Regions from separate parts of the Homo sapiens genome. Here region 1 is linked to region 2. A link is a loop called in an ENCODE intact Hi-C map of the cell type or tissue named here. Cell type or tissue: breast epithelium. All regions are shown on one strand. Links, peaks and the distances in the headings refer to the core of each region. The heading gives the core; the rest is flanking DNA. Region 1 has its middle 20 kb from the start of PPP1R3C. Region 2 has its middle 69 kb from the start of TNKS2-DT.

Evidence for each region. Hi-C counts contacts between places; a loop is a spot of excess contacts. Peaks named below come from ENCODE experiments on the same cell type or tissue, not always from the same donor. Only the 100,000 strongest peaks of a DNase experiment are listed, where the experiment ranks them.
Region 1: it touches region 2 in a loop (23-fold over the local background); 1 of 110 quality-filtered maps calls a loop at or near these places.

The regions. Positions count from the first base shown.
Region 1 is chr10:91,651,298-91,654,215 of GRCh38, reverse strand. No RefSeq gene overlaps it. Among named protein-coding and RNA genes, the nearest start is that of PPP1R3C, 20 kb to the right of the region's middle. RefSeq lists an enhancer at 163-1,362. In breast epithelium, for the core only: no CTCF peak of the experiment used is centred there; a DNase peak (open chromatin) is centred at 1,605; H3K27ac peaks cover 2,421 bases.
Region 2 is chr10:91,727,526-91,730,443 of GRCh38, reverse strand. No RefSeq gene overlaps it. Among named protein-coding and RNA genes, the nearest start is that of TNKS2-DT, 69 kb to the left of the region's middle. In breast epithelium, for the core only: no CTCF peak of the experiment used is centred there; no DNase peak of the experiment used is centred there.

The DNA of each region.
Region 1 (2,918 bases), core at 92-2,591, 76 kb after region 2:
CTAGAAGCATGGGGAGTGCTATGCTTTGAATGTGTCCCCTCCAAACTTTGGGTGTTGAAACGTAATGGCCAAAGTGTGAGGATTAAGAGGTGGGGCCTTTAAGAGGTCATTAGGCCATGAGGTCTCCTTCTTCACCAGTGCAATTAAGGCCCTCATAAAAGAGGCTTTATGCAGGGTTTGATTGACTTGCTTCTGCCTTCCATCATGTGAGGCCACAGGGTTCCGCTCCTCTGAAGGACGCAGTAACAAGGCGCCATCCTGGAAGCAGAGAATAGCCCTCGCTAGATAGCAGTCCTGGTGCCTAAAGTTTGGATGTTCACAGTAATCACTTTATGTGTTTATCTCCACTGTGTAGGGATTGTTTTTCTCTGTGCGCTGCTAACCAGCTAAGGAGTGTGAGATTATTCTTCTATTCAAAGACATTTGATCAGAAGTTGGTTTAAAAAAACTCACAGGTTCTGTCCAACTTTAGGAAACTATGAGTCTATTGTCTGGAGAGATGCCAAGATGACAGCTCTGAATCATCTTTGTAAGTATTCAGGAAAAGGAGTCTACCTGGATGTGGGTGGAAATAAATCATTGCAGCTGATAGATTAATTTGTGCCACTCCAGAATTAATAATCGAGTGCATGAAACCTTTGGATCTTTCATTATTCAACTTTCCCGTGTGCATTTGCATTTTTGGACAACAGAATAACAGAATCTTGGCATTAGCATGAAACTTCCTTGCCATTGAGGCTGACCTCCCACATAAAGCATTTCTGCCTTTAGTATCTCTGACGTATCTTCCAGGCTTTGCCTGAGCAAGTCCAATGAGCAAACTCCTGCTAGTTTTCCAGTCCAACTGGACAGCCTAGTCATTTGAAAGGCTTCCCTTATAGTGAATCAAAATTTGGGCTTTACCACTTTATCCACTGGTTCTAGTTCATCTTAGGAGCCACACAGAATTCATCTTTCTCTTCCACATGCGAATTCTACAGATCTATTAAGATACGTCTTGTACATTCTCCTAGATGTCATAGGCCAAACTCCTCCAGTTCCTTTGACAGCGTATGGAACAATCCTCTTGTTCTCTTTCAGATTTCCTGTTTGCCAGTGATACCCCTTAAATGCAGTATGCAGAATATACTACTTTCATATTTAATTATAACTACCATTTACTGCCAGGCACCTTAGTTATAGATGCTTTTCATGTATTGTCTCACTTAATCCTCCTAACAATCCCAAGCAGGTGGTTCTTATTGTTTTTTATTTTATAGATGAGGAGTCTGCAGTTCAAGTAAGTAAAGTCACTAATGGGATCAAGCTTATGGAGCAGTGAAGAGCAGGACTGGGTGTAACGGCTTCCAAAACCTACAACTCTCCACCACTATGGTTATTTTACTACCTAATGAGCTACTTATAATAAATAGAAATTGAATTTCTTTTTTCTGCTCTTCAGGCAGTGTACATAGTGCCTCGGTTAATGTTGAATGTGATCCAGAAGTCTAGTGGCTGTGAGATAACTGGCTCTGCCCTGGTTGGAGGGCCCAGTGCTGTGGTCTAAGCAAATACTGAGGGGAACTCTGTGACTCATCACTAGTTGAGTCCCTTGATGGCACATTGCAGGCATTCCAGTGTTCACTCATTAATATACTGCAAGTGCTTACTTGAAGCAAGTAATTGTCAGGGAATGGCCGTTGGGAAACTACGGACAGGCGCTTGGGGTAATTGACGGTGAGTCAGACTTAGATTGCCCTTTTAATAAAAAGATGATACAGGCTAAGCAGCAAGGATATGAAGCAGAGGGTGGTGATGCTATTGGAGATGCATTGCAGTGCCTCAGATTTCAGAGGAGGGAGGAATCGTGTTCAAGAGTGTGGGGAATCTGGCAAAACTTTGTTGAGGAGGTGGCATTTGAGCTAGTTTCTAACTTTCTCTGCTTTAGTTTCATACCCTGAAGATGATATTTAAATTGTTTCTTATCTCATTGGGTTGTTACCAGCATCAAATAAAACAGTTTGAGGGAGTGCTTAATACCTGTCACTTAGTAAGTCATCAACAAAGTTAACTATTGCTATTTCAGGGGCAATGTTAGGTCAGGATCAAACACAGGGTTTTGAAGGTATCCAGGCCTGGGTTCAAGCCCAGTGTGGTGTGATTATGAGCACTTAACAGCTCTGAGCCCAATTCCTCATCAGTAAAATGGAGTGAGTGACAGTACCTCCTTCATAGGTAGGCCAATTATATGAGCTAATGCTAACATAATATCTGGAAAATAGTAAGTTGTCAGAAATTGTTAGCTATGGTTACTTATTATCTTTTGAGCTAGTCTTGGAGGATGGGTAGGATTTGGGTGAGAGGAAGAACATTCCAGATAGATAGTGTACCCCAGGCACAAGGTGTACTGTGATTGGTGAGGCAGTCACTGCGATTGGTGAGGAGGTCACTGCAGCTGGGCAATATAAACTCCATGAGGCAAAGAAGAGAGTGGAGAGAGCCCGGTGGTCTTATGTGCATGATGTTGAAGATCTTGCTGGGCTTCTGTTGCTCCCTTGTCCCTCCTAGTTCTGTGTCACACCTCTGTAGCCAGCCTCAGATTTTTCCACTGTGGCTCATCATTTGCCAACTTTGTGACTCTAATTGCCTCATAACCAGACTCCCTTTCTCCTCTTACACCTCTTCCATCTCTTCTCTACACAGAAGCTCTTAGAGTGATTTTTTTTTGCATTTTAAAATTTTTTATAGATTTAGGGGATACAATGCAGTTGTGTTACATGGATATATTGTGTAATGGTGATGTCTGGACTTTTAGTGTAGACATGACCCAAAGAGTGTACATTTAAAAAATGCAAACTTGATCACCTACCTCATCTGCCTAACCCCTTCAGAGGTTTCCCATGGCATTCAGGACAAAAATCTAAAGCCCTTATAATAGT
Region 2 (2,918 bases), core at 186-2,685:
TATTTATAAGAGCAGTGGTTTAGTTTATGATACTTCTACATTAGTGAAAAGATCAGATAAAGGAAGATTGGAGGGGGATGAGACTAGATGATGAGCAAGGAAAATACTGATTAATTTTTTTTTTGTTTCCTTATCCTTCCTGTAATTCACTCTGCCTCCAGGGTTATTTCATCCACAAATTAGTTGGGTTTGTTGCTTCCTTTCTCTTCTCCTTTTTCTTTTTCTTCTTCCCTCCCTTTTTATACCCAGAATGTTCTACATAAGGAAAAACACATTTGTCCTCACAAATACATTTATAAATAAAATAATTGAATTAGTTAGGATATCATTTGGCTTCAAATAAAGGGAAATCTAAACTAACAATAGCTTAAACCATAAGAACACTTATTATTACTTAATAGGAAGTCTGGAAATGGGCAGTTCCAGATTTATTTAATTGCTCAATGATGTAATCAAGGACCAGGGTCTTTCTATCTTTCTACTCTGCTATCCTCTCTGGGTTGATTTTTAGTCTTCATGCTGTTCCCAGTGGAGGGTCTCAATGATGAATTGTCCAGGTCCTTGGCATTTTGAATAAATAATTTAACAAAACACACAAAGTAGCAGAGGAATGAAACGCAGGAAAGAAGCAGTGAAAGCAGGAATTTATTAAAGTGAGAAAGCATTCCGCAGGGTGGGAGTGGGCCTGGGCAAGCAGCTCAAAGGCCCAGTGATATGGTTTGGCTGTGTCCCCACCCAGATCTCATCTTGAATTGTAGCTCCCATAATTCCTGCATGTTGTAGGAGGGACCTGGTGGGAGATAATTGACTCATGGGGACAGTTTCCCCCATACTGTTCTTGTGGTAGTGATTAAGTCTCATGGGATCTGGTGGTTTTATAAGGGGAAACCCCCTCACTTGGCTCTCACCTCTCTCTTGTCTGCCACCATGTAAGATGTGCCTTTAGCCTTTCACCTTTCACCATGATTGTGAGGCCTCCTCAGCCATGTGGAACTGTGAGTTCATTAAACCTCTTTTGCTTTATGAATTATCCAGTATTGGGTATGTCTTTATCAGCAGCATGCAAACAGACTAATACACCCAGTTACAAAGTTTTCTGGGTTTTAAGTACCCCATTTGAGGTTCTTCTCAGCTACCCCTGATCTGTATGAAGGATTTGGTCTATGGCTAATTGAAGGGTGAGGTGAATTGGCACCCTATGCAGTAAAGGGATGGTCCCTGCTTGGCCCATGGCCAGTCCAAGGCACTCTCCCTTTCCATCTGAGGTATGGTGGAAGGGGGAAGGTTGCAGGGAGAGTAGCCTTGATCCTTTGCTATTCAGCTAGGGAAAATGGGGTTTTTCCCTTTTGGTTTAGCTTTAGGAAGTTTGTGTTAATTGGCCTTAGGTTTTCTGCTGCCAGACCCAGGGGTTTTCTTTTTGATCCAGCTTTGTGAAGTCAGCGTGAATTGGCCTTAGATTTCCTGCCGCCACACCTTGGTGCTTTCTCTTTTAAGAAGTTAGGACAAATTAGCCTTAAGTTCCGTGTCACCAGATCCTATTTGCCTGCCTCAATACATGTCACTTCATTGTTGCAAGATAGCAGCCACAGCCCTGGACATTATATCATCACATCTACATTCCAAGAAGAAAAGAAGAGACAGGTACAAAACAGTAGTTACTTCCAAGACTCTCTTTTTATTTCAGAAAGGAAATCCTTTAGTAAACTTCCCCTTACACCGCATTTGATGAAATCAGATCACATGTCTATTGTACAACAATTGATGGCAAAATGGAATGAGATTACCATGATTGGTTTAAACCAGTCATGATTCATTGCTTGGGACTGAGTTAGATCAATGGCTCTATGCTTACTTGAACAAATCAGAATTTTATTGTCATTTAAGTGGGGCTTAAGTGTTGAACAAAATTTGCCATAACCATTAACTTAGAAAATGTAGAGGAAATGGCAAAGAATGGTAACATAGTATAACTCAAGTTTGGGCAGAGGTCTACAAGAAGTTTATTAATTCAGCAAATACAATTATTAAGCTCCTCTTGCATGTCAGGCACTTTTAAAAAAATGCTAGGAATGTACTGGTAAATAATAATTTATGTTTGTTGTATTTGTGCTGGGGACAATAAACATATTTATACTATATATTTAATATAAATGTTGAATATAAAGTCAAGCAGTAATGTATTCAGTAATGTAAGGGAAGGTGAGAGTCAGCATATGATGAGCGACATGTTTTTTTAGATAAAGCACTCAGGAAAGTCTCCTCTGATAGGGTGATCATTGAGTAGAGACCTGAACAAATGAGGGGAAATGTGTCTGGAGGGCGACTGCTCCAGGCAGAAGGAACAATAAGAGAGATGTGATTGGCATGCTTGAGTAACAACAAGGCCGGCAATGCTTAAAGTAGGGTGAGCAAGTTGGAGGGTGATACAAATGCTGATGGTGATGAGATAACCAGAGGCCAGATCATGCCAGGCCTTGTAGATTATGTTAGGAAGTTTGTATTTTATTCTACTAAAAGAGATTGGAAAGTTTTGAGTAAAGGAGTGATATCATGAGGTTTATATTTTTAAAAAGATCACTTTAGTTGTTCTCTGGAAAATAGATTGTAGGGAGGCAGGGATGGAAGCAGAGAAACCAAATAGGAAACTATTACAGTGGCCCAAGCAATAGATAATGCTGGCTGAGATCAAGGCAGTAGTGGTGGAGGGGGTGAGAAATATTTGATATTTGGAGTATGTTATGAAAGTGAAACAAATAGAATTTGCTAATGGATTAGATGTAGGGTGTGGGAAGGAGAGAGGAGTCATGGAAAACTCCAAGTTTTTCACTTAAGCAATTGGGAGAATTAAGATACCATCAATTGAAATTAAACAGTAGGGGAGGAGTAGATTGGGAGAGAAAAATAAACAGTTTGGTTTT